Regions from separate parts of the Mus musculus genome. Here all the other regions are linked to region 3. The links are chromatin loops, found by intact Hi-C in ENCODE. Cell type or tissue: left cerebral cortex. All regions are shown on one strand. Each heading gives the region's core, and the rest is flanking DNA. Links, peaks and the distances in the headings are about the cores only.

The links. Hi-C counts contacts between places; a loop is a spot of excess contacts. Peaks named below come from ENCODE experiments on the same cell type or tissue, not always from the same donor. Only the 100,000 strongest peaks of a DNase experiment are listed, where the experiment ranks them.
Region 1: a loop joins it to region 3, with 6 times the contacts of the local background. A loop is called at or near these places in 2 of 42 quality-filtered maps.
Region 2: it touches region 3 in a loop (4-fold over the local background); 2 of 42 quality-filtered maps call a loop at or near these places.

The regions. Positions count from the first base shown.
Region 1 is chr3:53,970,524-53,981,580 of GRCm38, reverse strand. No RefSeq gene overlaps it. Among named protein-coding and RNA genes, the nearest start is that of Gm31026, 51 kb to the right of the region's middle. In left cerebral cortex, for the core only: no CTCF peak of the experiment used is centred there; DNase peaks (open chromatin) are centred at 6,146 and 6,500; H3K27ac peaks cover 616 bases.
Region 2 is chr3:53,983,903-53,994,959 of GRCm38, reverse strand. No RefSeq gene overlaps it. Among named protein-coding and RNA genes, the nearest start is that of Gm31026, 65 kb to the right of the region's middle. In left cerebral cortex, for the core only: no CTCF peak of the experiment used is centred there; DNase peaks (open chromatin) are centred at 5,906 and 6,458; H3K27ac peaks cover 596 bases.
Region 3 is chr3:53,886,592-53,897,648 of GRCm38, reverse strand. No RefSeq gene overlaps it. Among named protein-coding and RNA genes, the nearest start is that of Ufm1, 28 kb to the right of the region's middle. In left cerebral cortex, for the core only: no CTCF peak of the experiment used is centred there; DNase peaks (open chromatin) are centred at 6,325 and 6,768; H3K4me3 peaks cover 386 bases; H3K27ac peaks cover 969 bases.

The DNA of each region.
Region 1 (11,057 bases), core at 5,462-7,961, 84 kb before region 3:
ACGATTTTTATGTTATTGCTGTTTTAAAGCAGAATTTCTTCTAAGTTTGGGTAGAAGCCATCCCTAATTTCATAATAATTTGCAGCAAGGCTTATATCTGCACACAGGCCAGAAACTCTATGTTTAAAAAGGAAAATAGTAATAATATTACATATTAGCAAAAAATTTTTTAAAAAGCCAAAAGAGTGAGATGTAAGAGGAGATGTAACTTAAAATCTGCTTTGCATCATTGCAGACAGGACAGGGTTATGGCAGGGAAGCGTGCGGTCAGCACAAATGCCAAAGCTCTTCCAGAGTGAGACTTTCCCAGTGGCCCCCAGGCGAGGTTGTCATACTTGGGGACTGGGAGGAGAGCAACTTTCAGAAACCATCCCAGCAGCTTCTTATAAGCACACAGTCAGGAGCCTGGTGGTTATACAATGTGTTTGGATGGGTCTAGGGGGTCTGACCCAGGACAAGTGGCTGAGGCTATCTTCAGTGACTTTGGAAAACCACAGTGAAAGAGCAAAGATGAGGAGCTGATGGCAGGGCTCTGGAGTGTAGCCCGTCCTTAGACTTCCTGTGCAACATGCAGCAGCTCTTGGGTGTGAAGCAGAGCAGAGCATGGGTGGCTGTAATCTCTACACTAAGGAGGTGGAAGGAAAAACAGGAGTTCAAGGTCATCCTCCGTTAAATGGAGAGTTCGAGAGCAGCCTGGTTTAATGTATGCTGTTGGGGGAGGGAAGAGGGAGATGGAGGGACAGAGAAAGAGAGAATGAGGGAAAGAAATGAAAAGCTGGTTCATAGAGAACGCTAAATCCCTCCACAAGTAACGTATACTTTGCTTGTGTGGACAGCAAAGACACCCCGAGAATCTTAAGAGCACCCTGGTTCGTTTACTACAGCACAAGCTACACAGCTGTCCAGTCTGCCCAGAGGCCTGAGATGAAGCAGCAATGAAACAATGAATTTTAAACCTATGGCCCAAGAGCCAAATGCTGCATGCAAGTCATTTTTATATGGCCGGGATGGGGACACACACACACACACACACACACACACACACTACATGGCTCAGCAAAGTATCGGGTCAGTGTTTTGAAAAGAGCCTTCTAGAGTCTCCTGCAGTAAAGTTATCTAAGAAATGAGCTGTGAAGGAGGCTGTAGGGGAAATGATCAGGGTCTCCACAGTTGCCTGAAAACTCACTCAGTGGCCCAGCATGGAGTTGGGTTCCTCCTCCTGCCTTCTCATTCTCCTGGCTCTACAGATAACGGAATGGTGATTCAAATCCTATAGTAAAGAATCTCACTGAGGTTCTGTGGGTCTCCACTACAGAGTAAGTTCTCAAAACACCGAGTAAGAGTCAAAAGAGGAAATGCCAAGTGTCCGAATGAGAATCCCGAAGCTTGTATTAGAATCACAAGAATATTGTGTAAAACACTATAAACAGTACACAGGAGCATAAGGTTGGAGGTTTGATAGAGCGCTCTGGTCTATGTGTGGTTTCAGATAGAGACATGCGTGGAAGTTGGCTCTGCTGGTAGATAAACATGCCTGACCCAAAAGATACTCCTTTCTTGTCTGAGTTTGCTCAAGACTCTGGTAGGACACGTGAATCAAAGTTAAACCTAATTCCTCCTGTAATATGGGAACTCTGAGAGTTTATTGTCTGATTCACTGTCCACCTGAGGCCCTGAGATAAGTCTTGATCTGCCAGAAACTAATTTGTTAATCAATAAAATGTCAGCTGAGGGGCCAAATGGTGAACGAGTAATGAGGAGAGGCAGGACCGGAGCATGGGAAGAAAGAGAAGCTGTGTGCTAGCTAACAGGTAGGAAGGCCTCACCGGGCCAGGTGGAGTGACAGCCAGTCCATCATCCGGTTAAACTGTCAGTATTGCTGCTATAGTGTGTGATCACAGGTAGGAGGAATTGCTCTCCAGGCCAGGTGGGGTGAGAGCCAATCATCGCACTAAACAACCAATATTGCTACTGTTTTGTTTCTAAGCTTCCTCAGAATGGCTAGCTATCTGAGCTTAGCTGTGGATGCCCCTTTTTACCTGCATGTAGAGCCACAAAGGCTACCACCTTAACTTAATAATTATCCAGATTAATTCAAATCAGAAATGTTATTAGCTAATAATGTCCAAGACTATTTAAAGTTCCACCTTTTATTTTGGGGTGGTGTGGGTAATTTAAAAAAAAAAATTCTTCAGAGCCCTGAATTTCTAGACACTCTTCATGCTAGTTCTCATTCCAAGCAATCCAGTTCTCTCTACCAAGTGCATTTCCTTTCTCATGGCCTTTGACAAACACAGTGGACTTTTATCACTGAGCATTTTCCTACGCTACTTTACGAATTCCCCTTTAGAGCTTTAATCAGAGTTGGCTCATTGCACATACTCTGAATTGCAGGTAAGAGAGTTGTGTGTTTTGTAAATATAAGCCATGGACATTCAACTATCTACCCTGCTATTTCTCTCTATTTTCTGCCTTCAGGCAATTAATGCTATATACCTCATCTTGTATATTAATTGATGGTATGTATTGGTTTGGTCTTTTTCTTATAATGGTGTTGTGATGTATGGTAGCAATTACCTCTGTAGGTCACCATAGCACACTGCACATGCCACAACAATTACAGAGAGTAGAGTCCGACACTTTATCTCAGTAATAGTTACTACCTGACTTATTTTATAGCGTTCCATTAGCTTTTCAGGTCAGCTTTCCTCCAACTGGCAACTCAGGCAGGAATCTAGAATCTAGTCATCTGCCAGTCTCTAATATAATGCATTCTTTTACACCCAGCTGCATTGGTAAGAGAGAAAATATGCCAAGGTTGCTGGATGGGGAGGGCTTCTCTGGAGGCCAAGCAGAGAGGAAACAAAGAAGAATTTCACACAAAGTTCTATTGGTCAGTGTGGTCACATGGCCTACTTTAATAACAGGGTCTCAATATTTGATTTAAAATATGTGTGCAGAAGGAAAAGGAGAACATTAATACACATGTGCTCAGTTTGTAGTAATATACATGGGCAATTACACAGGCAGCAGATTGTTGGTGGAGGAGACAGAATGAACCTTGAAGCTGTGAAAGTCATGAAATAACATTGGAAAGCCATGGTCTGAAGATGGAGGGTTGGTAGCACAGTTCTAGATAGATAGATAGGTAGATAGATAGATAGATAGATAGATAGATAGATAGATAGATAGATAGATAGAACGAACTTGTGGCCAGCTGACAGTTACTCCTTTTCAAGCATAAAAATATTTAACATTTTTGTTGTCTTTCATACTTTGAAAAATTATTTTATACTCTATCTAATGTTACTTTTACAAATATTTTAATCAATTTTTCGGCACACCTGTCAATTAGAGAACAAAAATATACATGTTGATAGTTGGTTATTTTCATATATCATGGACTTCATAGATTTCAAAAAATGAATACATTCAAAATTATTTATGCTTTAAATGTGTAAACACAAATGATGTTTGGTTTCAACACAAGTGAAAGTTAAAATTTATGAAAATGATATTAGAGAAAAGTGTGATTACATGTTAAATGTACAATTATACTATCTGTATTATAAAATAAGGATATATTTGAATTTTTAAACAATGATTAATTAACATAAGAGGTTGATGTTTTTTCTCTGGATCACAAAATATTTTGTAACATGGGAAGACTTTCACTTTTAGAAAGATGTTATAATATTTTCCAACCAGTCTTAACACCCTGAAACAACTGTCAGGACAGTGTGGTTTTCTAGAGTAGTTTCCTTGGGTTTTGTAGACATGAAGCCTCTTGAGATCTTGCTGAAATGTCATTCTGAACCAGCAAGCCATGCGCAAGTCCTGAGAGTCCAGCCAGTCACCATGGGAGGCTTGTGCAGCTAGACCGAGGGGTAGTCTCAGTAGCCGGGACCCATGACATGGGGATCAGTTGGTTTTCTCATCACTGTGACAAAATACCCAACTCCTTCATGGCCGAGTAGAGCAAGAGGCCTCAGACACACAGCTGGTTTCCTGTTTCATCTGTTGTTCTGTCAGGCCCCCTTAGCTGATGCTCTCTGGAGACACCTCCACACCACAACTGGAGATAGCGCTCACAGGAGAATTAGTTCATTCAAGTTGTCAGTGGATCAGCTGTTCTGTCATACTGTGCAAAGCAACCTGGTGCTGGGATGATTTGAATTCTGTTGGTGGCCTGTAAATGACACAGCCATTGAGATTATCATTTAGTTGGGATGCACTGGAAATAAAATGAAAACATTATTAGTAATTGTGCATATACAAGACCCAAGTCAGAATGTTCTTCTCAAACTTAGAGTATCCAGACTCTTCTACTTTGAATTATAAAATGTTGTAAGCACTCTTCAATTAGCGTCAACCAACACATGGAACCAGAAATCCTATAGATAGCTTACCAGCCACTGTGTCTGAAAGAACCAACTTGGAACACAGAACAGCATTTTTAGGAGAGAGCATCAAAATAGGAGAGACTTTTACTTTGTAAAATGCATAGTAGAGAAAAGTTACACCCACCAAAATGAGTGTAAATTTCCCATATGCCACTAACTAGGCAGTATTGCACTTTTTAAAAATTAAAGTGAATTTACTTGTTCAAATGAAAAGGACAAAGAAAGTCTTGATTAAATCTATTGGCCTTTTTTATCTGAGATTTAAAAATTACTTGTAATCTCCCATAGCAAATAATTATCTATGATTAAACAGTCTTGATATCTTCAGATTCCATCATGAATGTATGTGGTTATGTAACTAATTCCTAGTACATTTTGAAAATCACTCCTTTCAAAGGTTTTTACTTATAGATCTTTTGTTGAAAATCATATTTTCATATAATATGTTTGATTATATCACTTCCTTTCTCCCAACTCCTCCTAGATCTTCCTCACCTCCCTACCTACCCAACTTCATGTCCTCTCTCTCTCTCTCTCTCTCTCTCTCTCTCTCTCTCTCACACACACACACACACACACACACACACACACAAATAAAAAATAAAAAACAAAAAGCCCAATAAGATAAAGAGTGCCAAAAATTAAAATAAGTAAAATAAAATAAATATCCAGTGGCCTATAACAGTGATTTACCTGAAAGCTCTAATGGTACAATATTAGCAAAAATGTTCTGGGAGTAACCAACCACTTACTCATTTTTATTTATTGATCTATTTATTTATTTCCCCTTCAGGCCACTCCGTGAGATGGAGCCTATATTGAAACTGCCAGTGCGGCTGTTCTTCTTCATATGCGTTATATCCATAACTTGATTAGTTTCCTCACGGGTAGTTTGTCCAAAACGTAAGTATTTAAGACACACTGACCCAGCGCCCTGGGGCAAAATCATGAACAGCTAGAAAATAAACTACATTTTAAGAGATGGAAAAAGGTTAAAGAAACATACAGATGATTGAAATTATCTGCATAAAAAAAAACAAGGCATGATTTTACATATACAGGAAATTCATGTGAGGAATATATTTCAAAAACAGATTTTTAACCAACAGAAGCTAATATGTGCAAACATAATTAAAATGAAAATATGAAGAAGTTTGGTGTTAAATCACAAGACTCCTCCCACTACGTCTGAAAATGTCCTGAATGTAGGATTAGAAGGGTTTGGTCCTTCCAGTGTGGACGGGTACATTTAGCCGTCATTTCTAGTTCTCACACAAACATTCTAAGCAGTGGGGATTAATATTATGGTCTTGATCATAAAAAAAAAATTTTTTTTAAAAATCCTATTCAATACTGAAAGAGCCTTAAATGTGAGGTCTGATATTTTCTCATAATGACATATGGTTTTAAGAAAAATAGCACAAACTGACATTCTAGAAAAATAAAACGAGTGATTCACTTAATATTACCTCCAGGACATTATGTATTTCATGTGGCAAGTTAGTCACAGACTTGGACCTTCCTGCAAGAGTCTCTACTAATGTTCCCAAGATGTTTTTGTTTTTCTGATTTAAAAAAAGAAAAAAAAATCTAACGCACCATTGAAATTGTATCCACTTAGGAAGAACTCAGAATTATACTGCAAATCCTACCCAAAACCCTCACGCCTCACAGAACTGACAGTTGCTGAGCTGCCCCCAGCTAGAGCTGGAAACAAGCTCCCCAGTGCTGCCCACGGTGTCTGCCTTCAGCCTGTGTGATGGTCTCCAGGAACTGGGTACAGCCCCTGTAAACACATCCAGCCACATTTGGATGCGTCTCTATTTCTCAGAATGCTTTCCACTTGATTTAACACACGTCTCTCAAGCATTTGCACCTGGCCCTGGCGATGGTGGGGGATGTGCACAGAAGCCAGACACGCCCTCCCTGCTCCAGCTCACATTCAGAATAACAGACAAGAAGGTAAACATCGCAGCAACTTGAAACGTGCAAAGGTAATGCAGAAATGGAACTCCGGAGGAAGAGATGGGGAAGGAGAAGGGGCTCTGGTCCCCCTTCGTTCAGCTAGCATCTCCTTCCCCAACTGGACTGGCTTTGGATCTAGCTCTAGTTCTTAGCAGAGGAAATGACAGCTGTTGCCTTGCTGTTTTCTGGCCAAACTGAGCCTGCCAATGCCTCCACCTCCTGTTTCTCAGATAAAACTTGAATCTCCTTCATCCCCTTCTACAAACACTCTGTTCTGCTACCTCACTTAAAGCTAATTATCAAAAGGAAGGACATTCAGTTCCTCGATTAGAAGTGCATGTATATGATTACAATTGTCAACATCATAATTTTATAAGTGCAGTTGAAGATATTACTAATTTTTATGATGTTGCTGTTATAACAGTAAACTCAGCCATTTTCTCCTTAATTCTTAGTAAAACAGGGCTGATAAGTGTAGAAGAATCTTGCTTGATTGATTATTTAAAAAAAATGATTAAGCTCTATTGTTTCAATCTGTTCAAAGAGTTTGCACTTAAGCCCTGGTACCAAGCCCATCAGCTCCCTTAGGCTAGCAATGCTGATAATGGAAGTCAAGAACAGGGCCTAGGAATTCCATAAGGCATAGACAGAAGTCTTAGGAGAGTTCTTACCAATGATTTACTGTGGGAAGAACCTGCCCCAATGGGCAGGATGCTTGTGCAGAGATTGTCCAGGCCTTAGAGACTGGAATGCCATCAAAGATACATTGACTTCTGCACATTCCACATTCATAATGGATCCCATTTTATACATGGCATTTGCTTGCTTGCTTTTTAAAAAAATATATATCATATTTGAAAATGTCTTACTGATAAATAAAAGAATGTATTTTATCACAAACATTTTAAAAGTATATTTCCATCTTGGTAATTTAAATTATTGTCCATTATTATTTTTCTGTGTAAGGTACCATGGCACATGCCAGAGAACAGCTTTGTGGAATCTGTTCCCTCCTTCCACCAGAGGTGAACCACACTGCTAGACTTCTTCATCAATTGCCTTTATGAACCATGTCATCTTGCTGGCCTCGGTCCTAGCTAACTTTAACCAATGCACCACCTCTGATGAGAGCATAAGTCAGTCAACTTTACAGTGCTTGACACAGACACCTGACAATTAGCAGTAAGGGAAAATATGTAATTCTGATCATAGTTTTGGAGGTTCTGGCCATAATCAGTTGGTTCCCATGCTTTGGGGCACATCTAGATGCAATATATCATGGTAGGAAGTGGAGTAGGGCAAAGGCCATGAGCCTTACGAACATGAAGCAAAAAATTAGGGAGGGAAACATCTGGGGTCCCACTGTCTCCTTCAAGGACATGCCCTCCCCTCCCCCCGTGGCCTAATGACCTTTCTGCTCACCCCTAACTTTCAAAACTCTACCACTTCCTAATAGTCTAACCTTGGAGCTGGGCTCTGTAACATGTGGGCTTTTGGGTAGGTAGCAGCAGAGAACAAAAATCAAATGTCTTTAAATTGTTCACGTTTTAGGCAAGCATCTATCTTGATTCTGCCATGTGCAGCGTGAATGGTTCTTATTAGCTCCTCCTGTGGTCCATATCTTCACCTCTAGAATCTTTTGGTTCATGCATTAGAAACTTATCCTCCAGGTAGTACATTTTCCTCATGCTTCTGAGGACTTATTTCCTTGTGGTTGCTCTTCCTGTGGGTATTTTATTTAACAATGTTGGCTGCTGGGGATGTGGAAATCACCTTCTCCGTTGCTCTGGATATTTCTCATTTAGTCTTTCTAATGAGCCTGTGAGTTGAATCCCATATTAGACCATCTCACAACAGAAGAAGCAGAGACCATTGCTTTTAAAAATGAATGGCTACTCAACCCCCTCCCCCACCCCAGGCACAGAGAAAAAAAAGAAGCAGACTAGTAAAATCAAAGGCAGGCAAGAATGCACAGTAGCTGGGTCTTTCATATACTATGAGTGCAAATAAGACTACTTCTCTTAAAGATCTTTGAAAAAAGATAAGCTATAGTGTACTGATACTAGAGTATTTATCAGCCCTGAAAATAACTGTGTGAGTAATAAATGCAAAAATCCATGAATTTCATTGACTAGAATAAAAGAAGCCTTCAGCAGAAGTATATATATATATACACACACACATATATACAGAGTATACAGAGAGAAAGAGAGAGAGAGAAAGGGAGAGAGATGGATGCATTTCTAATGATTACAGGGCTCGCATTAAATCTCACATGTATTCCATTTTTCATTTATTGAAAACAATTACTTTTTTGGATCCTAAGTACAAGTCTCCTGTTCTCCAGTTGACTACATTGCTCAACTTAGTTCTACATTAATCTCTTTCTGGACCCTGGTATTGCTCTAGCTGAGAAGTGCTCAGCCCTGAAGAGGCAGAACTATGTATCCTCTTCCCTGTGCTGGGATTTCAGCAGTATCTTTGTTCCCATGGTTTCTGTGAGACATGTCCTCTTTGTGAAGAGGATAAAGCCAACACAACTGAGCATTTCCCTTGACTTGGTACCATCACTTCCAGGGAAGGCGGTGTCCATTTATGGTGCCTCTTACTTTGAACCTAGCAAAACTGTTAACTATTTTTTATTGTTTTTAGTTCCTTTTTGAAGACAAATTCTGTCTGTCTGTCTGTCTGTCTGTCTCTCTCTCTCTCTCTCTCTGTGTATGTGTGTGTCTGACTATGTGTGTCTGTCTGCCTCTCTCTCTCCCTCTCTCTGTGTCTGACTGTGTGTCTGCCTCTCTCTCTCTCTCTGTATGTGTGTGTCTGACTATGTGTGTCTGTCTGCCTGTCTCTCTGTCTTTCTCTGTCTGTCTTTGTCTCTCTCTGTCTCTGTCTCTCTCTCACACAAGCCTTTTCTCTTACCATGTTTTAAAATGTTACTTATTTTGTACGTGTGTTGGAGTGCATGCATGGAGATCAGAGACAGATCTTTGCCACCAGTTTCCCCTTGCCACTTTGTGTAGTGTGAGAAACACACTTAAGTCATCGGACCCACAAGCAAGCACCTCTACCTACCGTGCCCACTCACCAGCCCTGTTTTATTATGTTTCAAAGTGTGCATACATGTGTACACGCATGTGTGCCACTGTGTACATATGAAGGCAGAAGGACAACATCTCAGGATTCTGCTCTCCTTTTCTCTCTTCCTGATGGAGAGCCTCTCTTGTTTCTACTGTGCAGGGGACACTGGGCTACCTGACCCACTTGCTTCTATCCAGTGTTCTGTCTTAGCCTCTCAGTTCGCTGTAGAACCTTGGAGATTACATATGCATGTACTGAGCCTGCTCTATGTCCTGTCCTGAGTGTACCAGAGTATCTGTAGTCTGCCCTTCTGCTCCCCACTGCGTTATAAATTCTACAATTGTTTGTCACCTCACCATCTTCATTTGATGAGCCCACTCCTTGGATTCTGAGATAATTGGCTGTTGCCTTTATGAGCCGGTGCCAATCCTTCAAGGTGAATCTTCACACAAGAGACAGTGCCCTCCTTGTAAGACTGTAGGCTGCTTTGGGCTCTGAAAAGATCCCAACTTGAGGTTTATAGTGTTATTTGTAAGTTCCTGAATTTGTCTAGTGAGAGGGAAAAGTATAAAAAGCACTTGCCAGAGTCATCCATCTGTCTGTGTCCAGTGTCTGCAATAGTCTTTCTCAGACTGGCAGACTGGCTGGAGTTCTGGTGGGCACGGGGTCACCACAGTGCACCTGTGGTGGATGCAAACACAACAAAAACTCCTGTCTGTAACACGCAGTGCCCACTCAGCTTAGACGTTTAGTCATTTAGTTTGACTCTGTCTTTAGTCTTGCTTTTCCTTCTACAGTATACGGTGGCTTACATCCCCTTAACATAGAATGCTCTTGTGATCCTTTTCCTCTGCTTCAGAACTCCTCTTGGCCCTGTCTGCAGACATCGTCGGCTTTAAGGGACCACAATGCAAACATCTCAGTCACCAGAGAGAACTGTGAGGGGACCAAAAATAAGTTGCTGCTGAGTTAAGAGCACCAATGTCACACAAGCCACCTTTCATTGTATCACCTTGGTTTTGTGTACCAAGAAGTGCTGCTTCCTTCTCTGGTCATCTGAGCACATCAGACTGTCTTATTGCTGCCCAATGCCACCTGAGGTCACTGGTGGCAAGAGTCTGGACCTAGTTCCTGAGTGAATTCTTTTCTTTTTCTACTTCCAGCCTGGGTCTTCTTCACATCCTTGGTCCTGACTTTCCCTTGTAAAACTTTCTTTCATTTCTGCTAAACTCATCTTTTGCTTTCCTTCTCCTTTAATTTCCCATTCTCTAAAATGGTGGTAATCATTTCTCATACATGTTTGTATGGAGAAGAGGGGGCTGGGCCTGAATAGGTACCATCGTGCCCATGTGGAGCTCTGAAGACAGCCGTGTAGAATTGTTTTCTTTCCTCCCACTACACAAGGGCTTTGGAAATCAGGCTCACCCGGGTTGTCAGCCTTGCCCAGGGTTTGGTTTCATTTCCTATTGCTCTGATAAAATCCTCCAACCAAAGCGTCTTAAGGGGAAAGTGTTTCTCTGGCACAGAATTGTAGGCTGCAGTCCATCATTGTGGGGAAGGCAAAGCAGTGGGAACTTACAGCGACTGCTTACATCCATTGTGCCCACAGTC
Region 2 (11,057 bases), core at 4,976-7,475, 98 kb before region 3:
TCAAACATAAATATTACGAGATTTTTGTGACAGACCCCGCTTTTACATCTGAGCTCTGCCCTTCAGAGTCAGTTAATGAACAAAGTTATTAAATTATGACTCTAGTAAAGCAACCTAGCTGTAACGTCTCTAACAAACTGGTCCCATCCCAAATAGACATGGGCAAGCATTTAGTTCCTAATTGGAATTTGTGCAGGTTCTTGATAGGCTGTAACCAGACTGAGAGCTCTGTTAGAATAATTAATTTCGTATCAAAATGAGATGTGTATCTTTTACTACAACACATTATTAAAAGACAACTGGTTCAGCTTCTCCTGGGCACCTCACTGTAATGAGCCTCAGCAGGGAGCCCTAAGGCAATCTTCCTGGCTGACCTTGTCTTTTGAGCAACAAACTGTTCTTTCTCCAGACAAGTTCATCTGTACTGATAGTGGTCTGATTATTTATTTAGAGTCCAATAGATTCCAGTAAACCTGAGAATTCTCAAGCACAAAACAATGAAAACATATGCATCATTGAATGTAGTACTAACAATTTAAGCTTATCTCCGACTAGCTTACAAATAAGTGAGGCCCAGACTATGGTTATTTTATTTGACTTTGACAATTACTGGGGGGTCACCCTAAATCTACTCTTCTAACTGCATGCCTGGCTACCTCCCTAGCAGTGTACCCCAGATACTTGCTCTTTCTCCTGGCTGTGTGGTCATGGTTCCTTTCCCCTCACGGCAACCTCCCCCCTCTCCTGCTCTCCCTCTCTCTCTCTGTCATTATTCTCTTCTAGTCTCTTCTCCAACCAGGTCACTCCAAACCCAACTACCTCTAATCCATCCAGTATAAAATTTAGCATTACAATACATAACCATAGACCAAACCTCAATAAGGAACAATGGTCCCCAAACAAAAAACACAAGTGCCACCACCCTGACACCCTAAGCTGCCCCTTCCCCCAAACAGCTGAGAGCCCAACAAGTTGTCACATTTCCTGGTTTTTAAGGTAGTAAACTCTCTGGTTTTATTTATCTTCCCCCTTTATGTTCCTACAGGAAATTTTCCTGTGAGCATAACAGTCTACGATGCCGACTGCTGCCTTCGGGTTTTGCAGAGCCGCTTATGCATTTGTCTTGGTCTTGCAGTCTTGCCTTTTGTCCAGGGAGGGTGAGCACTTCCTTGTCATTCTGTGGCATTGGTAGCTCTGTCTTATTCTGGGGCTATTGATTCTCTGCAGCTGTCATCAGAACATGGCCATCAGTGACAAGGTTTCAAATCCTAAAAACAACTCAGGGTTACCCCCCTGCATATTCTCAAACACTGAAGCATGTGAATTCTCCCTCGTGAGCTGAGATAAAACGATTTCTGGTATGAAACAGTTACTTAATTTTTATTGCATCTACTGATGCCCCACTTTCTGTAGAGAGAATAAGATTTTTGAACAAATTGCTTATTATTCTGTCTGAAAAAAATCAATATCCTATTTAACCTCCAAACAGAATAAATTAGGGCATATCATTACAAGTGTTTTTAGGTCCCAAGAAGAGCAAAAAGCCATGGTGTTTGTCTCAATTACAATAGTCTTTCTTAAGATGAAGGGGCCGCACATGGAGTGACAGAGCATCTCCTGGACAAGATGTTTCTCAGGTAAGTGATTATCTGCCCTCTTAGTATTTGTTTGTTTGTTTACCTATTTCTTTATTTTCTATGTGTGACTGTTTGCTTACATACACGCACGTGCATGCAGCACATGCCAGCAGTTTCCTCAGAGGCCATAAGAGGTCATCAGATCCTACCGAACTGGAGTTACAGATGGTTATGAACTGCCATGTGGGTGTTTGGGAACTGAATTTAAGTCCTTTGCCAAGACTATCAAGTGTTTTTAACTGCTGAGACATCCTGCCCCTTTGCTTTCTGTTTTTGTGAGATACAGTTCTCCCTCCACCTGTGGTGGTTTGAAAGAGAATGTCCCAAGGCTGGTATATTTGAATGCTTAGTCAAAAGTTAGTAGAACTGTTTGGGAAGGGATCTGAAGTGTGCCCTGTTGGAGTAGGTGTGTCCTAGGAGGAATGTGTCTGCGATGAAGGAGGTGTGCCCTTGTTGGAGAAGATGTCTCCTTGTTGGAGAAAAGGTACTCTTGTTATAGGAGTGTGTCAATGAGAGTTTGAAGTTTCAAAAGCCAAGATCAGATCAGTTCTCTCTGCCTCTGCTTGCTGCCTGTGGATCAGGATATAAATTCTCAGCTACTCCTCCTGTGTAGTGTCTGTCTGCTTCCTACCAAGATGATCATAGACTAAACACCTAAGACTGTAAGCTAGGCCCCAGTCAAATACTTTCTTATATAGGAGTTGCCTTGATCATGGTGTCTCTTCACAGCAGTCAAACAGTAACAAAGACACCAACCACTCTTTTGACCCTCATGAACATTCAACTACATGCATTTGTAAAATATCTTAATACCCGAGAAAAATGTTGCCTAGCTATTCTGAGGAACATTCCAATACTCAAGTAAATCAGACAGTGAAACTGATGGAGGTCCCTGCATCTGAGACTCAGGAAGGCAGAGATCTGATGGAAGGAGACGTTCTCACCTGCAGAAAGTATCTTGTTCCTTGGCTAGTCAGTAGGACTTCTACATGGCTCCCAGGAGGGGATGACCATGAGCACCATCATCTACCTCTTTTCTTTGAGGCCTGGGGCACTACATTCCAAGTCATTTGGGAAACATCTCTGGGGCACCAACAGAGAGGGACCTCCCAAGGTGGGGCTCTGGGCTTGGTCTTGACATGCTTTGTGTCTAGCTTAACTCCAGCCACAACCCACCCCACCTGATCAGGCCAAGTTATTCCCCATTGCCAAGAAAATCAGTCAATAATTGTTCATGTTTAACTTCTCCTCTACCCCTTCCTCCTTCTCTTCCTCTTCCTCCTCCTACTTTTCATCCTCTTCTTCCTCCTCCTCCTTCTCCTCCTCCTTCTCCTCCTCCTCCTCCTCCTCTTCCCCTTTCTTCTCCTTTTTCTCCTCTTCCTCCTCCTCCTCCTCCTCCTCCTCCTCCTCCTCCTCCTCCTCCTTCTCCTTCTCCTTCTTCTCCTCCTTCTCTTCCTCTTTATCCTTCTGAGTTTCCTTGTGGAAATTACATTTTAAAAACTCTAGCCCATAAAATAAAGTTAACTTAAACTAAGCTGTGTATGTTTAAAGTGTACTGCTTGATGCTGTTACCCACAGTCTAACAGACACACCCTCTCTACAGAAAGTTATTGACAGTGTCCCCTTCCCCTCACATAATCTCATCACTTTCCTTTCCAAACATGTAGAACAATCATAATGATTGTTTTTACGTGCTAGTCTGAGTTCAGTTGATTTGCCTTCTCATAATGAATCACAGTTTTCTGATTCATTGCATACCTGATATATTATGGGATACCTGCTTCTTTCCTGGGCACTAGTCATTGTGCATATCTCTAAACATTACTGAGCTGTGGTCTACAGTGCAGTTAAGGTACCTGTCATTCTTTGAAGCAGGGCTTGATCTAATTCTAATTATTCCCCATTTCTGAAGCAAGAAAGGTTCTCTGTGTACTTGACCCATTGCCTCATAGATAATTAGGTTTCTCCATTTGTCTGGAATGATTATGTATTACTGTGTCCGGTGTAAATAATAAATGCTGTTCTCCCTAATCTATTGGATTGTTCTTTCCTTGAACAAAAGAATGTTCTCACAAACCTGTGCTGTTCATGACTCCACTTAAACCTTGAAGATCGGCCTTGGTGTTCTCCATGGGTCTTGGTAATGCTCCTTTGTCCAAGTCCCTCTGGTCCTGTGTGACCTCTGCTCCACTTTAGCTCAGGAAGACCATCAAACTGTGCTGGAATCTTTGCCCTTACTTCATGACCTGGAGACTGCCCAGTGGAGCAGGCAGACACTGTCAGGAGCTCAATGTCTCCTCTGTGCGGTCTCACTGCCCTTTCTCCCAAGACACCAAGGCCTTGTTTATCACTGAATTTATAATCCCACTGCAACAAAATCTTAAAGACAAGAAGCCCACAGCTAACAGTGGAAATGTAAACTCAAGGGGAGAATTTACTAAGTGATAGAGGCAGAAATAATAGGACATTGAAATTTGTGCAGCAGAGGGTTGTGGAGCAATCTTCTGAGACAATATAAAAGTTGACAGGGTTTCTTTCAGTCAGGAAGAGTGAGGCCAGGGAGACAATGACTCCATCTTGGATAACCCTCTTTGGATTGTCTCAAAACATCAGTTACTAGGTGCCAACTGTAGATACGTATGTCTTGATTCAGAGAAATCTTGGATTAGATTTGAGTCATCACACAGGTAAAAGGCACAGCCACAGGAATGTGTCAAGCTTCGAGAGGCAGTTAGTTTGATGATGAAGAGGAGCCAGCGCTGTTAAAAGTCCCGCATGATTTAGAAGGGCAAAATTTAGAGAAAGCAACAAAGGGAGGGAGTGTAAGTATGTCTCCTGAGAATTCACACAAATTAGTTTGAACTGCAGTTTTTACAGTCTAAGTAGTGGAACAAAATGTCATAAATAATGGTAACTTAAAGGGGGTTATTTAGTCTAGCAGACTGCAAATGAGGATTAACCAAGCTGAGTCCAATCCCAAGAGACTTGTACACTTGGGAACAATATGAGGCAGGGGTGGAGAATCACTCCTGGGTGAAAAATAAGAGCAAGGTAGAGACCATACTTCACAATGGCTCAGAATGACAGAAAGATAACTGGCTAATGAGATGAAGTAAGCTGAAAACATGTTTTTGGATGGTTGATGAATTTGGTTTTATTTTAAAATAAGATATTGCATATATTTTGTTTTGTTTCTGCTGCTCTCCTCCTGGCCCAGCCCTTATTTAGCTGTCATTAGGAGGACATTTCCTGACCTCCTGACCAGTGTCCCTGAGCCCCCCTAACATAGTGGAAGGATACTTTTAGTCTCGGTCATAGCAAGCCACTCTCTGCTCTCCAGCCTACACTGGAGTCCACATAGCACTGGGAATAGAGGCCAAGATAGAACTGCCTTGGACTTGAACTCTGTGTATATCAGCCTAAAGGACCCTCCACCCATCCTCTGCCCTTGCAGATGTGTCCTCATCAAAGGACAATTGCTTAGACCTAAATGTCAGATCACCTGTGACTTCAAGTTTGTGTTATATTATTTTACCTAGCACTTAAAACGAAGGGAACAGAAACAATACACAATTGCTACAATTATACTGTAATTTAATACTGTAATTATTCTTACATTTTAATTTAAATCTAATTGTAATTTTAATTAATTTCTTGAAATTCATACCGACAACACAACAGGGTCTTCCTCTTGCACTGGTCTAATCTTGGCTAGGAAAACCCTGTCCCCCACAGTGGGTAGGAATCACACTTCTCTTTCCCAAGCATCATATTTTTTGTCTGTGAAAAGATTGGTTATGAAAGATAAACAGTGGCAGGTCAGATTGTTCTCAATTTCTTTTCACTTGGGAGATTCTGATAATACATTTCAGATTATACAATTTATTGTCTCAAAATACCAGTGTTTTTAACGATGGTCCTGCTCTCCTCTACTATCTCAGCTTACAGCGCTTATCAGACTTAAGTGGCTACACGTGCGTCCATCTAAAGATCACCTGGAGCTGTACTTGGTAGGTCAGGGACCTCAGTCTGACCCATGTTTCTCAGGGCTGACATTTATTTATGGCATGGAAGAGACGAGAGTGTAACAGCACATTTGAAAATATCTGCCTAAAAGACAAGAGTTATTGCATTAATTTGCATGTTTCTTTTTAAAATTTAGATGAATGTAAGTATTTATAGAAAGAACAAATGCTTCGAGCTGGCGCTGAGATCTGTCTTCTGTGCGGAACATGGGGTATTTACCCGTCGTGGTGTCTTCGTGTTGGGATTTTTCAAAGAGTTGTAGCATGGTGAATGTACGTGAAAGCTCTGTTGACTCGGCCTGACAGCCCATACTCCTCCATCTAGACTGGAAAGAGAGAGGAAAGAGAACTGAAAGCAAGCCACGGTTTGGAACTGTGACAGGCTGTAAAGGAAGTAGGCTGACAACTATAATTCAGGTTTATACCATATTTGTTTTTGAATTAAAGGCATTTCCATGAAAGTGTAAACCAGAAACAAAATGAGATGGGAAAAAAAATTACCAAATGGAGAAATTTAGTCTCTTCAGTGAAGAAAATAATTGCTACAAGTTCTAAGATATTTGGCAAGAAGATATACAGTGAGAAACATCTGAGCCTGACATTTGTAGCCGAAAACAAAATGAAAAGGCTTAATTTTTAATTCTCTTCCTTCGAAAAGCCTCAATTACATCTTCACAGTTATTGTGCAGATTAAAATATCACACTTTGTGAGGAATAAAATGTTTTGAAAGGCAAGGAACGTTTTCAGCCTGAGTAGACAACAGTGGATAGGAGTCTAGGCTCTGCCAGGTACCAGCTGCCCAACTCTATTGGCCATCCATAGTCTCAGTGTCCTCTTGCCCCAAATGTCAGTAGTGACGCTTGTAGGGTGAGCTTGTTGCCTTGGTCACCTGGCATCCTTCCTAAAGCTCCATGTGCTAGGAACTGGCACATACCTGGAGCGATGCTGGCTCTCGTCAAGGCCGATTCCTTGCAAGGACCTAGGAAGTTTATTTTTCTGTTCTGCTTTCCATGCGATTGTTAACTTATTATACCCAATTAATGCAATTAATAATTAAAATGATCTGTTGGCAGATCAAGTGCTTACTTTAAAAAAAATGAGAATGAATGGCAGCCTTGCCATGGAGCAGAGAGTGGGGAAACAGGAACAGCAGCTCCGTTGAATTGTTCCCATTGTGAATATTACCGTTCATTTCTATTTTAGCCTGTGAGTTTTCAGTAAACACAGCCCCCAGAAGTAATTGCATATTGTGATTGAGACAGAGGTAGGGAGTGCTTAGGATGAATCAGATGTCATAAAAACAGAAACCAGAAGCAAGAAGTCCACTGTGGAAGACTTCAGCAGAGAAAAGCATTTGCGTCCCATTCTAAAAGAAGGGAAGGGTATTCGTTGAAGCCAGGCAGTAGTCATTTAAAGCTTTCCTTGTCTCTGCACTGGAACTGGGGCAGGGCAATCCCAAGAGTCTCAGAAGCTGAGGATTAGGTGCTGACCTGAGATCCATCAAATGAAATGGGGAAGAGTTGGAAGAAGGTCTCGGGAGCAGCGCCTTCCATGTTTTCATCATTGGTTTTAGCTCATCCTTGAGTCACAGGCATTTGATTCTTAAATGTCATTTGTTGTCACTCCCTATGATGGTTAATGTTACCTTCATACTAACAGCAGCTGGCTATCCAAGGAACGTGTCAGTCTTCTTAGACATAACAGATTTTTCTGTGGTGATGATTAATACAGGATGACTCAATGGTATTAGAAGCACACGGTGATTTGTGGTTTTCCCCCAGAACAATTCACCCTTCTTTCTCCTTTCTCCTCCACCAAAGTGTGCCAATTCCCATAGACTTGACAGACAGTTTTACACCAGAAATAGCTACTATTCAAGATGAATTGTCAAAAATGGCCATTGGTTTTACTTATTTCATAGTAGATTTGGTTCATTTTGTAGCTACTAAAAAATAATATGTGCCCTATTTTGTTTTCCATTCAGCAAGTACTGGTTGCGTATTCAACACATATTGCAAAGCAAAAGACGTCAAGAGGCATGGAAATGCCTGTTGTATGGATTTGCATAGATCCTGGCTTTGGTGAGCACAGTATTCTCAGAGTATTTGTAAGCTTATAGACTGTACTGTAGAGATAGGGATAGGCATGAAGAGAAAAGGAAATACTGCGGGGAGATGATACTAAGATACCTTTGAGAAAATTCAGATACTCAACTCAGCCTGATAGGCCAGCTTTAGGCAAAGAAATTGCTTATGGTATAGGAAACCATCCAGTCAGAGAAAATATTATTCTATCCAAACAGTCTCTTCAATTATTTATCAAGTTTCTATGTAAGCACCTCTTCTAAGTTGTGCATCCTCCCTGCATCCCCATTGTCCTTTGCTTATCCCACTTTGTCCCTCTGTTCATCTCCTTTGTCCCCTAATTTTGCCTTGACTTTCATATATTCCAAGACCGTATGTAGATAATAAAGTCATCTATATGACTTTTTATTATCTGCATGCAATCTTGGATCCACAGTGGGAACTAAAGATACAACACTCCTAACTCACTCCATATGATTGAATATGAGCCAGTTGTGATTATAGTCTGCAGTTGCTTACTTGTTCAGGTCTGATCATGTCATTTTCACAAGCAGTTTACAGTCAGGCTGCCTTGGTTGTCAGCATAGACAAATGAAAACTACTGAGGGTGGCTGAATTTCAGGAACCTCAGATGTCAGGTCCCCACTCCCCCCCACCCACATACACACACCAACGTTCAGTATGAGGAACTTTGGCATGGATGGCTAGTTAAAATTACCAAGTGAAGCTGGATGCATAGATCAATTGCAGAGTGCTTGCCAAGCACACACAAGGCCCTGAGTTCAATCCCCAGCATCTCCAAAACTAAACAAAGTAGATGAATTTCCACAGTAAATTGACTATTGTAAGAGCAAGAGGAAAGTATGCATACATTTTTATGTATTAAAATTTTTAATTGATAATTTCATACATGCCTACTGTGACATTTTTATTAAGTCTACCCCCTTTCCCTCTCCTTCCTTCCATTCTTTTCCTATTTCCCACCACTTTCCCCCAACTTCATTTCTTTCTCCGCCCCCCCCATGTGTGTGTGTGTGTATGTGTGTGTGTGTGTTCAGTCCACTTAATGCTCTCTGTATGTGAATGGATGTAGGGCCATCTGCATGAGTGTAGAAAACCTCTAGGGAGCCACATTGCTAAAGAAAACAGATTCTTGCTCTCCCACCAGCCATCAGTCAACAACAGCTCCTCACCTAGGGGTGGGGCTTCAAAAGCCCTTCCTCAACCTATGATGAGACTGTGTCTGGCTTGAGCTTATGCAGGTCTTGTGCATGCAGCCACAGCTGCAGTGAGCTCATGTGGGCACTGACCCTGTCATAGTCAGCACACACTGCTTCTCGGCAGGTGACCTCAACCTCTAGCACCTGCAATCTTTCCACAACATTCTCTCCCATGATGCTCCCTGAGCCTCGGAAGAAACGTGTACGATGCAAGAGTCATATTCAGAGCTGAAAAATCCACATTCTCTTATTTTCTGCAGACTGACTTACATGGGTTTCTATAGTAATAGCTATCTGCTGTGAAAGGAAGCTCTCTGATGAGTGTGGAGAGATGGAGTAATCTATAGGCATTACCTATAGTAATCTATAGGTAAAAACTTATAGGCAGCTCTATTTAATACAATATGTTTTCCACTGGGGTCTATGACCTTTGGCCTAGCTAATTGTATCAGTGGGCTTTAAGATCGATTAGAAAGTATTTGGTTACAAACATAGCATTCTTGCCACTAGTGCTCCAGTGTGATATGTTGCCAAGCTATTTGCTATTTTATACGCCAAGGTTCACGGCTTTGTAGGCCTGTTCATTACTTTGATCCCCTGGCAGCATGCATAGAAACTTCCAGCAGTGTAAGTGCTAAGCCATCAAGTGTGGGTAAAATCTGAAGGCAGACTACCATTGTGTCTGCAAAATCTATACAGTTTGTGAAAATCAAAATGCAGAAAAGCGTGTGCCTCCTTTCATCAACCTTGGCCCACCTTATAGCACTGTGGATGGTCCCATAAAAAGCCTTCACAATACACTGTGCTGTCTTGGTGACTTCTTTTCTCACCCTCCCCCCCCCCACCCCCATCTCTCTCTCTGTCTGTCTCTCATTTTTAGCCACATTAGTTCAGTTTGAAGTGTCCTTTATTTTAAGAATCAAGTTGGCTAAATTTCCAGCCTCCTTTGAGTAAGATTGAAGCCCAAAGGCACCCAAACAAAGAAAATCCAAATCTAGCATTCATTATTCAAGCCATTAAAATGGAATAAACAAGCGAACCAGCCATCTACAAGTAATGTCTTTGGTCTTAGAATTCTGGAGTGCTGAAAGCAGAGTTACCTAGCCAGATCGAGATAACTCCCCTAGGGCATTTTCTTCCCTGCTTAGCACAAAGCTACCAGATGCTCACAGGGACCCTCAGTTCCTTCTCCTGACTCCCTTGGGAATGGCTTGGCAAGCTGCTCCTGCCTCTCACTCTATTCCTCATAACTCCTTATCTGGGGGATGAGTCTCGTACACCAAATCTTCCACTCTTTTTTCCTACCTCCTACAGGTATCTCTCTGTAGCTCTGAGGCTCGATAAAAGTGCAAAATTCTAAATCTTAGCCCCAAAAAATGGTTTTTAGCATGTCTTTTGAATTACTCTATTTTGTTCCGTACAATAAATTATATTAATAACTTTTAGAAATAGTCATTTTCTCTTTTCTGGTGATAACTACTATGTGGCCAAATGAAAACACAAACCTATTAATAATGTCAATTTACTACAACTTTATGTAGCAACCATGGTGTTGTAATCAGAAGTCTTAGTTGTCTATCTTGCATAGTTCCCCTTGTTTCTATTCTGGAGTTTGAATGCAGGGCCTTGTGTGGACTAGGCAAGTATTCTCTCATTACCCTGCGTCCCAGCTTTGGTACTGTGAGAAAGGATTCTGCTAAGCTGGTCAGGCTGTCTTTAAACTTGCAATGTAGCCTCTCTGACCTCAAATTTGGGACCCTCCTGCTCAGCCTACCCAGGAGCTAGGGTCCAGGGTCAACATTTCTTTTGCATCTTAAAGCACCAACTTTGGAGTCATGTTGTTCTCATGTAACCAGTTAATAACTGCACGTCATGATGAGTCTTGTCCTTTTCAGCTTTATCTGTTTGCTTCTCTGGGCTCCTAGCTGGATACCTTTTCTAAGACATCAACAGTTGATGGAACTGTTTACGAATAATTAGGGGGTGTGGCCTTGTTGAAAGGGAGGAGAGGCCCTTGGTCCTATGAAGGCTCTAGGCCTCAGTGTAGGGGGAATGCCAGGGCAGGGATGCAGGTGGGTGGGTGGGAGAGC
Region 3 (11,057 bases), core at 5,555-8,054:
TCAGGAGGCAGGAGGATTCTGTGAGTTTGATGCCATGCTGGCCTATATATGGAATGTGAGGCTATCCTGGGCTTCATAGCAAGATCTTGTCTCAAACAACAGCAACAACAATAACAACAGTATACACGTGTTAGTGCACACACACATACACACACAAACACACACCATACACATATTTCTCTTCCTATGTACCTCCCAACATCTTGTCACCTGAAAACATGCTTCATATTTTTACTTATAGCCTATGATTCATTTCTTCCATTACACTGATAGCTACCCACTTGGCTTCTTTAAACTCTTCCTTAGTCCAGGGGACTTGACCTTCATTGACCATGTAGGCGAAAGTGTTGGAGTCTGGGGCTGGAGATATGGCTCAAATGCTAAGAGCACTGGCTGCTCTTCCATGAATCCTGGGTTCAATTCCCAGCATCACCTGGCAGCTCACAACCATTTACAACTCGACACCTGACATGCAAGTGGTAACTGACAAATGTGCAGACAAAATGCCATACACATAAAATAAAAATAATTTTTTTTTTTTTTACAAAATTAAGTATTGGGTCGGGCGTGGTGGCACACGCCTTTAATCCCAGCACTTGGGAGACAGAGGCAGGCAAATTTTTGAGTTCAAGGCCAGCCTGGTCTGCAGACAGCCAGAGCTACACAGAGAAACCCTGTCTCGAAAAAACAAAACAAACAAACAAACAAACAAAAGTATTGGATACTTTCCATACAAAGATGTGTTTTGCTCGGGAAGTAGGACATTTTTCTGCAATTTTAAAAGGATCATATATCTGTGAACTCCAACATTAGGCTCTCTGACAGTTCTTGTCCCCAGGGAGGCAGAGCCTACACTAAGTTACTCTCTACACTCCTGCTCTAATAGCACCAAAGACGTAAATCTGCACTGAGCCCATTCCACAGGACACAATTCAGGGCATAGGAAGCCTACTGTTGCCTTTCCTTGCTCCCAGCCTCATTTGTTAGGTATCTTCTCTTCTGGTCTGAACCATTCTGGGGTTCTGGAGTAATTTCCACAGCAACCCTACTCTTTCTCATGTACCACCCTGGCCTCCCATCTAGACATGCTCTCAGGTCTAGACAGTGCACACACCAGAGCTCCCACGTCTTCCCCTTCCTCTTCCACCCCCACCCTCTGGAGTCTCATTCTTTTGCTCCTGTATCATCAGTGACCCAGAATGGACAAGCAGAGTTTAAATCTTCCCCCCAATCTGTGAATACGAGACAGAAGCTCTGTGTGTTCCTGGGATGTTGAGATGCCTGGAGATGCTTTAGAAGGAAGAAGAAGTTTCTGACGACATCTGACCATAGACTGTTTTGCTCATGAAGTCAATGGGAGACTTGTTATTTTTCCCTTCCTTCTTTTGTCTTCTAGAAGAAAAAAAAAATTGGAAGATAGTTTGAGAGGGATAACTCTGTCACATCCCTTTAGATAACTTCCCTCTAGGACTTAACTGGTCTTTTAGCATGGAGTAGGATGTCAACTACATTGATCTATTCAACCTGCTTTTGTCATTTGTATTTGACTGTAAGTTTCATTTGGGGGTCTCTAGGTCCTGCTAAGTTCCCTGTTGATGCAGACAGATTTTTTTTTCTGTCTATAGTAGGTCTCTTCAAAGACTTGCATCTAATTCCTGAAGCTGAATAGAGAGCATACGCCAGGACATCCATGTGCACAGCCCCAAGTGTTTACACTGAGCTCTTCTCAAATCCGTGTTCTTGTTAGAGTGACAGTAAGAGTGTCTGCTACACTTAACTATATTTTTCTCTTTGGGTGAGACCTCAGAAAGCCAGTAGCTTCATATATTAACTCAGGATCCTAAAGCATCCAGTCCCTGTTTGGCACATACAGCAGTGGCTGAAAGCGCACGCTTGGAAAACATAAGATACTGTTTGTGAAGCTATTGCCTGGCACAGAAAATGTCAGCTTCTTATCATAGCAGGCGCTGATTGTCAAGGAGAAGCGTAAAAGTAGATCTTGAAATATCTTTCATCTCTCACAATTATTATATAACTGTAATAATATCTGAAACAGGGTTTTTTTTTTTGCCAGCTTTATATTCCAGATTTCTTATGCTTTTAAGACGGCAGGTATCCGTGTGTCTTAAACAAAGACATTTCTCAGTAGGGATTCTTGTGAAATGGAAGTCGCACCGAGAATTACAAAACTGTAACAGCCTGCACCTTTTTACAGCTGGGCCCAATTTCCTGAGGCTATACAGTATGTTCTGCACAGAGAGAAAGAGAAATAAAGCTGACATTCTGAAAATTATATCACTAAAAGCATCAATCTCTCCCACAAAACAAAAGGGACAGGCGGAGATGCACTCTATAACCAAAAAATACACTGTCTGGGGGGCTTTGGGTATGAACAAACACATCCATGGACATTGTGGGCTGAGTTAGTAAAGACACATGGGTTTGATGAAGAGAATATATTAACTTACCTGGAGGAATTCAAACAGGGAAACTGACTGGCAGTTTGGGTAATTCTCTTGCACTGATACAGACTAGCATTGCGATTTTCACTATTTATTCTTTCTTTAGTTGTTTAATATTTTAAAATGGAAATATGTGTAAAACCTGCATGCATGTCCCCTCTGTAAGACTGGTGAGTATATACAACCGTCACAAGTTCTGTTCAGCTAGATTCTTCTCTGAGATTCATTCTCCGCACTGTCCCACCAGTGTCTTAGACACTCAATGTCTTCCTGGATTGAGATGTCTTAGTCCTCATAGTGAGCTATTCAGTAAATCGAAACTAAATCTTCCTGTGAGGGTTAGCAGTGAAGCTCTGAGAAGTGTAAGAATTAGATTGAATTATCAGAGTGGAGTCTTTGTAGTTGAATCTTGTAAGAAGGAAACAGACCCAGGTGTAAAAGCACACACATATGTGAATATATATGTGCATATATTCTCATTCTCTGTCTCTTTGTCTCTGTCCCTCCCTTCCTCCCTCCCTCCCTCCCCATCTCTCTCCCCTCCTCTCTCCCCCTTCTCCTTCCCTGCCAACCTCTTGCTGTGCTGTGAAGCCATGTACAATCCTGAGAACCCATTGGCCCTAAAAGCTTCCTTTTAAAAAGTAGCCTTCCTTATTGCCTTATAGCAAGGAAAGGCAGAGAGCTGCTCTCAACTACCTCTGAACATTCAACAGTTTTGCTACTTATCTGGAATAAAAATCAAAACTCTTGCCCTGACCTACAGAGCCCCACAACTCTGTAGATCAGGTCTCCACCAACCTACCTCACTCACCCCCTGCCCTTTGCACACCCACCTCACTCACCCCTGCCCTTTGCACACCCACCTCACTCACCCCTGCCCTTTGCACACCCACCTCACTCACACCCTGCCCTTTGCACACCCACCTCACACACCCCTGCCCTTTGCACACCCACCTCACTCACCCCCTGCCCTTTGAACACCCACCTCACTCACCCCCTGCCCTTTGCACACCCACCTCATTCACCTCCTGCCCTTTGCACGCCCACCTCACTCACACCCTGCCCTTTGCACACCCACCTCACTCAAACCCTGCCCTTTGCACATCCACCTCACTCACACCCTGCCCTTTACACACCCACCTCACCCCTGCCCTTTGCACACCCACCTCACCCCCTGCCCTTTGCACACCCACCTCACTCACACCCTGCCCTTTGCACACTATACGCACACTGAGGAAATTCTTCCTCTCTGTGTCAACCTCAGACGTTTGTTCAGAAGTTTGTGCTGGGTTTCTTCTAGAATGTCTCCTTTCCAATTGGCACAGTTAGGTATTCCAGTCAAGTCCTTGTCATTTCCTTTCTTTTCTCCTCTCCCCCATCCCTCCTCTCTCTCTTGCTTTCCAGCTAGACAAGAGCCATGTATCTCAAGCCAACCTCCCCTTTGCAAACCTCTTCCATCTGCTTCCCAAGTACTATTATTCTGGATGCCCATCACCAACTCTCAGCACATTATTTAAAAGTCACTGGCTGAGAGAAGATGGCCAATCACATTTAATCGCAGCACCCTATTTCACCATTCCCAACCACTAGCGTCCCTTCTTCTTTGTACTGGCCGTGTCTTTATGTTGGATGATCATGAATTCTCACCTCTGTCATTCACTGGTCTTTGTACTGGCCGTGTCTTTATGTTGGATGATCATGAATTCTCACCTCTGTCATTCACTGGTCTTGCACAGTGTCTGAAAGGGTGAGTGTGGAGTGATTGAGTGGATTCAAGAACCACTAAATCATAACAGGGAGGCAACGTACTCCCTTCTCTTCCTTTTCCCTTCCTTGTTCTCATTTTTCCACCCATGGATTCTGACAGTTTCCTTCAATACCACTACAGTAGTTTTCAAACGCGCCCTCTGCAAATTCTTCCACATTCTCAGAAAGAAGTCTCCTCTCAGAGAAGCACCTAACCTTATTTGTTGAAAAGAACAAGCTTCCAGGTCCATCCATTTGGCTAGGAATTTCATAAATTCATTCTTTTTAATAGCTGAGTAGTACTCCATTGTGTAGATGTACCACATTTTCTGTATCCATTCCTCTGTTGAGGGGCATCTAGGTTCTTTCCAGCTTCTGGCTATTATAAATAAGGCTGCTATGAACATAGTGGAGCATGTGTCCTTCTTACCTGTTGGGGCATCTTCTGGATATATGCCCAGGAGAGGTATTGCTGGATCCTCCGGTAGTACTATGTCCAGTTTTCTGAGGAACCGCCAGACTGATTTCCAGAGTGGTTGTACAAGCCTGCACTCCCACCAACAATGGAGGAGTGTTCCTCTTTCTCCACATCCTCGCCAGCATCTGCTGTCACCTGAATTTTTGATCTTAGCCATTCTGACTGGTGTGAGGTGGAATCTCAGGGTTGTTTTGATTTGCATTTCCCTGATGATTAAGGATGTTGAACATTTTTTCAAGTGCTTCTCTGCCATTCGGTATTCCTCAGGTGAGAATTCTTTGTTCAGTTCTGAGCCCCATTTTTTAATGGGGTTATTTGATTTTCTGAAGTCCACCTTCTTGAGTTCTTTATATATGTTGGATATTAGTCCCCTATCTGATTTAGGATAGGTAAAGATCCTTTCCCAATCTGTTGGTGGTCTTTTTGTCTTATTGACGGTGTCTTTTGCCTTGCAGAAACTTTGGAGTTTCATTAGGTCCCATTTGTCGATTCTCGATCTTACAGCACAAGCCATTGCTGTTCTGTTCAGGAATTTTTCCCCTGTGCCCATATCTTCAAGGCTTTTCCCCACTTTCTCCTCTATAAGTTTCAGTGTCTCTGGTTTTATGTGAGAGTGAGGTAACACATTCACAAAGAAACTCACACAATATGTATTCACTGATAAGTGGATATTAGCCCCAAACCTAGGATACCCAAGATATAAGATATAATTTGCTAAACACATGAAACTCAAGGAGAATGAAGACTGAAGTGTGGACACTATGCCCCTCCTTAGATTTGGGAACAAAACACCCATGGAAGGAGTTACAGAGACGGAGTTTGGAGCTGAGATGAAAGGATGGACCATGTAGAGACTGCCATAGCCAGGGATCCACCCCATAATCAGCATCCAAACGCTGACACCATTGCATACACTAGCAAGATTTTATTGAAAGGACGCAGATGTAGCTGTCTCTTGTGAGACTATGCCGGGGCCCAGCAAACACAGAAGTGGATGCTCACAGTCAGCTAATGGATGGATCATAGGGCTCCCAATGGAGGAGCTAGAGAAAGTAGCCAAGGAGCTAAAGGGATCTGCAACCCTATAGGTGGAACAACATTATGAGCTAACCAGTACCCCGGAGCTCTTGACTCTAGCTGCATATATATCAAAAGATGGCCTAGTCGGCCATCACTGGAAAGAGAGGCCCATTGGACTTGCAAACTTTATATGCCCCAGTACAGGGGAATACCAGGGCCAAAAAGGGGGAGTGGGTGGGCAGGGGAGTGGGGGTGGGTGGATATGGGGGACTTTTGGTATAGCATTGGAAATGTAAATGAGTTAAATACCTAATAAAAAATGGAAAAAAAAAAAAAAAAAAAAGAAAGAAAAGAACAAGCTTCCATATTAAGGCACAGCGTCCCGCAACCAAGAATTCCCTTCCTTTCTCGTCTATAAGAAAACGCTTTCTGTTGTGTAAACTCAAGTTTTCAACTACATCGGTATATGAAGGCTCTGCTCACTGTCAGAATCACCGCTTCACACATTGAGTATAATGAGAGATTGATTTGCTCCTGGCAGATCTGTTTGTTCCTTTAGTTCTACTGAGATAGCAAGATGTAGAGAGGAGCCAGATGGCTGTGACTGGGAGGAGGGGCAGGTCTGGAAAATAAAAAATGCATCGTTGCATGTTCTGTGAGAAATACTGAGTATCTGCAGATGATATTTTCTTACTCCTGCTACCAGTTACATAAATTTTCAAGATACACGCAGGAGCTCTGCTATTACCAGAGTTTTAAAAATCACGTTCGACATTTAACGGGATTTTATTTCCAAAAGAGTACGAAGCACCCTCTGAGTATAGCACATTTATGTTTTCCAGAATTCCTGTGATGCAGAATGGAAACTAGAGTCATGCGCACATGAATATGTAGTCCCTAAGGTTCCCTATTTTAGCTCTATGACCTTGAACAGCTTATAGTTCTTAAACTATTTTTTTTACATCTAGAAAATAAAGAGACTAGTAATTTTGTTGTATGGCTGTTGTTAGTAAATAACCAAAATCATGTTCTAGCCAAAATCCAAGACACATTATGTGCTCAGAAAGAGCAGAACTCCTTTATGCGGAAGCAGGGACATGGGATGCCAAAGCTATGATGTAATGATACATTTTAAATCTCTCTGTTTCTAGTTGGGTGTTGTATTCCCTTCAGCTCCTGTAATGAATATTTACTTTGCTCTTCCTTTATGCAAGGCATTACTCTAGAAATGGAGTACAAACTGGGGATTCAGGAGAGACCAAAGGCTGTCTCTCTCAACAATCACCTGTCTTCAAGTTTATCTAGATTTATGGTTTGTTGATAAGCAGTTACATTTTTTTTCAACTTCAATTTTCTTGACTTTACCACTCTCTATGGCTGCTTTGTTACTTCTCGTAGAGAGAAAGAAAAAATCTCAATCTTGAAGTTCAAAGAGAGAATTGTTGTAAAAAAATCTTTTCTTTCTTCTTCTTAAGTAAATACATTCCCGAGCATGATTCAGAGTGTTAAACATGTTATTATCCCTCTCTAGTGGCTTATTCCTAAGGAGAAAATAAAAACATACAAAAATAAAAAGCAGTAATTTTAGGAGCTTTGAGAAACTTACTCCCGGGTGGCTTTTCCTAATCATTTAGCTTTGTGATGAACAAAGGCACGAGGAGATGTTCACTCTTTCAAATACATGGCATTAAAGAAAACAAAATTCACCTTTTAGTCTGTTGATGTACTATTATAAAATCTGAATAGGAAATTAATGGCTACTAATCAAGACTGTGCCTTAGCAACAAGTGATTCCAAATAAAACCCCAGAGAAAACCAGAGGCTAAAAAAAAAAAAAATAAATAAAGTTGCAATCAGAATCAATGGCCATACCTCAGAGGGGAATATTTACCTGGAAACTTCAGACTAAGTCTAATGAAAGTCATTTGTGCTGTAAATCAAGACTAAAGTCAAAGTTAAAAGGGATGAGAGCCAAGGAGAGTAGAGACTCAAGTTACAATATTCAAAAGCATGTGCAAGAGTCAGTCAACTGAGGGAGATTTTATAAGAATCTCTAAGGAAGACTGGACATTTGTATTACAACCATCGAGGTTAGAGTAGGATCTTAGGCAGCTACCAGTGAGAGTATGGGCTCAGAAGCAGTCTATGAGCTGAAGGAGGCTCTGGGTGCACTTGAGCTGCAAGGTTCAGAAGAGATGCCATTCAGATGTCTGAATATACGTGGGTATAGATGACAATTCTAAAGCCCCAAAGGCACAGGAAGAAATGCAAGAAGTTCTTGAAAATATTCTAGACAGAAAAGCTAAGGAAAGAAGCCTCGGTGTCCCTGAAGTAGGCATCTAAGCTCCTGGATCTAGGACCAAAATGACCTGTTTGTTGGGAAGTCATGAACTTGTTCAGTACAGTGGGAGGACAGGCACACGTCAAACCTCAAAAGCTTGATTAGGAAAGGCTGCGGTCCTCTATGAGTGGACAACATGAAACAGAGAACAGTGTCCTAGGAAGGCTAGAAGCTGTGGACGAGGATGCCATCACTTAAAAAAAAAAAAAAAAAAAAAAAGGCCCCTAGAGTCACGTGACAGACTGAGGTGTCCACGCCCTCTTTTAACACCAACTTCTAGTGAAAACACAGTTCAGTTCTACACGGGGCAGAAAGGCACTCGCCCCCATGTGTCCTTTCAGTCTGCCTGAGTGAAGGAGGGTAGCAATCCATGCGACCAGAGCAGGCGTCAGTCAGGAACATTAGATCAGAAAGCTGAGGTGACCAAGCCCTCTCAGGCAGGCAGTCAACAGGTTCGCCAGCCCAGGAGTGAGGTTTAAAAAGAAAAAGGACAATTAGACAACATTGTAACATGACCCCGGCCAGTTCTGAGGCTGAGACTGAGGCCCCAATGTGTTTTATACCATTTTAATTACATGCAAGTATTAAGGGTGGCAGTAGAAAGAGGAACAAGCAAGACAATAAACAAGGTCTCTTGATCACTCTCAGGACCACTGTTTCTAAGGGCTTATCAGGATAATCAAGATATCTGAGCCTACTTCCCCGTCCTAGTCCAAAGTCAAATTGATGCCTGAAGCCTACTTCTTTGTTCAACCCTAAAATCAGACTCTTGAACTTACTTCCTTGTCATCCCTTAATGTCAGATTCCTGCCAGAAGTCCACTTCCTTGTCCTTGGCCAATGTTAGATTCCTGCCAAGTGGCCTCCAAAAGCTCTCCACACTGCAGGGGGTTTGGGGGGGGGGGTTGAAGGGAACAGATAAACAGAGTCACGGAAGCCTCGCCTTTGGTTATAAGAGCATATAGATGACTCCCACGCACTGCACCCTTCCAGCAAAGTCCCAGTAAAATAAAGGTGGATTATAGCTTAAAGATGCACAACTTTCTCTGGAGAAGGCAAATTCAGGATAGAAGACAAGACAAAGTCCTCCCAAGGACTTTGGAGACTGTCAAAAGCAGCACAGTATGGCACATATCGATGACAAACCTGAAACACTGCTAACTCCTTAACAGAATAACATAAATCCATGCTTCAAAAGTCCCTCTGGGTTCTTATCCTCAGCATAGCATGTCCAGAGCCCAACAAAAAGACACAGGGCATGAAAGAACCTAATAGGGAAACCCCCACTCAACTCCTGATTCGGCATGCACCCGAGAATCACGAACAGACGACCATCTTGATGTAAACACATGAGGTAGTTTAATAGCAGAGGAGCTCCGGGTTGAAACATATCTCACGCAGGAGACAGTGGTTTCAACTGTTTAATGGCGGAGCTCCAGGGCAAAACGTATCTCACGCAGGAGACAGTGGTCTCCACCACGAGGCTTGGAAGTTAGGGGTTTTTATAGAAAAGGGGTGGGGCTGGGGGAAGAATTGGTGAGGTCTCACATGATTGGTCCATTTAAACATCAGCAGACTGTTAACATTTAACTTAGGTCAAAAGGGTGGAAGATAGGGAGGCACTGGGCCAGTCCAGCATGTCATTCTCTTTATCTTTATGGCTAAGCAGCCTCAGGAATATCTTAACGACAGGCCTGCCCTGGCATGTCCTGGCCTATTCTGCTATGTTCTCAGCCCCAGGTTTCAAAGCTCACAAACAACTCTTTGGGCTATTTGACACACATTACATGAATCACAGGTCTCAAGTTTTATTTTCTTTCAGGCATAGCAAAAGGCTGGAGAGAAACAGAAGCTGGGAGGGCAAAGCAGTCAGCTATCTAGAGTCTCAAATGGGGCATTTAAAGTCCATTGATGACATATTTCACTATGCAGAGGAAGAGTAGACGGCCTGGAAGAACAGATGGGTATTCAGGCAGATGAAAACGCTAAAGGAAAAGAGATGTGTTGCTAACTGTGGCAAAAATCAACAACGTCTCTGAGGAGTTTAACAGTAGATTCAACATAGTGCAAGAAGAAATAAATTTTTAAAAGTCATCCAAGATCTGTAGGACAATTTCCAAACGTCTATCCCTACCTATGGCTGACAGGCCAGACTGCAAGAAGGAGCAGGAAGCACAGGAAATGTTGGCAATAAGAGCCAATGTGAGTGGCAGACACTAAACTCCAGGTCTAAGGAACTAAAGCTAAAGATAACTAGGTGGGAACAAATGGAGAGAGTATACAAGGATTAACTCTTAGGACAATAAGGAAGGGAAAGGAAAGACAGGATAACAAAAACATTCTTTTGTGCTGGAAGCCAAGAAAGATTCTTTTCAGGCAAGGAAGCCAGGTTGTTGTATGAATGCTGAAGGTGAGACTTTTAAAAGAAACCACCAGGCTTTGGCTTTCAACAGGAATGAGATAAACCCTCTCCCTGGAAACATGTATCATGCCCGAGTGCATACACACACACACACACACACAGAGAGAGAGAGAGAGAGAGAGAGAGAGAGAGATTTTATAGCAATTCCCATCAGTTTTTTGTAAGACTCTCTCTCACTTCAGCACTAAAGGTATAGCTCTGTCCACAGAGATTTACTCAGAAAAGAACACAGCAGACTGAATTTAATCAACAGTGTTCTCCCTCTAGGTATTGCTAAAACCCTCGGGATTGGGACCTCCTCATGCTTTGTCATTTAAAGTTGCCAGGGGCAACAAGTGGCACCAACCAGACTACCACCAAGTGAAAACAGTGGGGGGGTTGGAGGGTGGGGGGTAAACAAAGTTTTATTCCTATCACAGTCTTGTTTCCCCGCCTATCTAGTCACCTAGAGTGGGCAGAGTTCCTGTCAGCAGTAGGAAGAGAGACTCTAGGACATTCAATAAGTGCTTATGTATATGAATAAAGTCATAAAAACCACAGGATTGTCCCAATGGAAACAGGAAGATGTAATAAGGAAGTCCCTTATTAG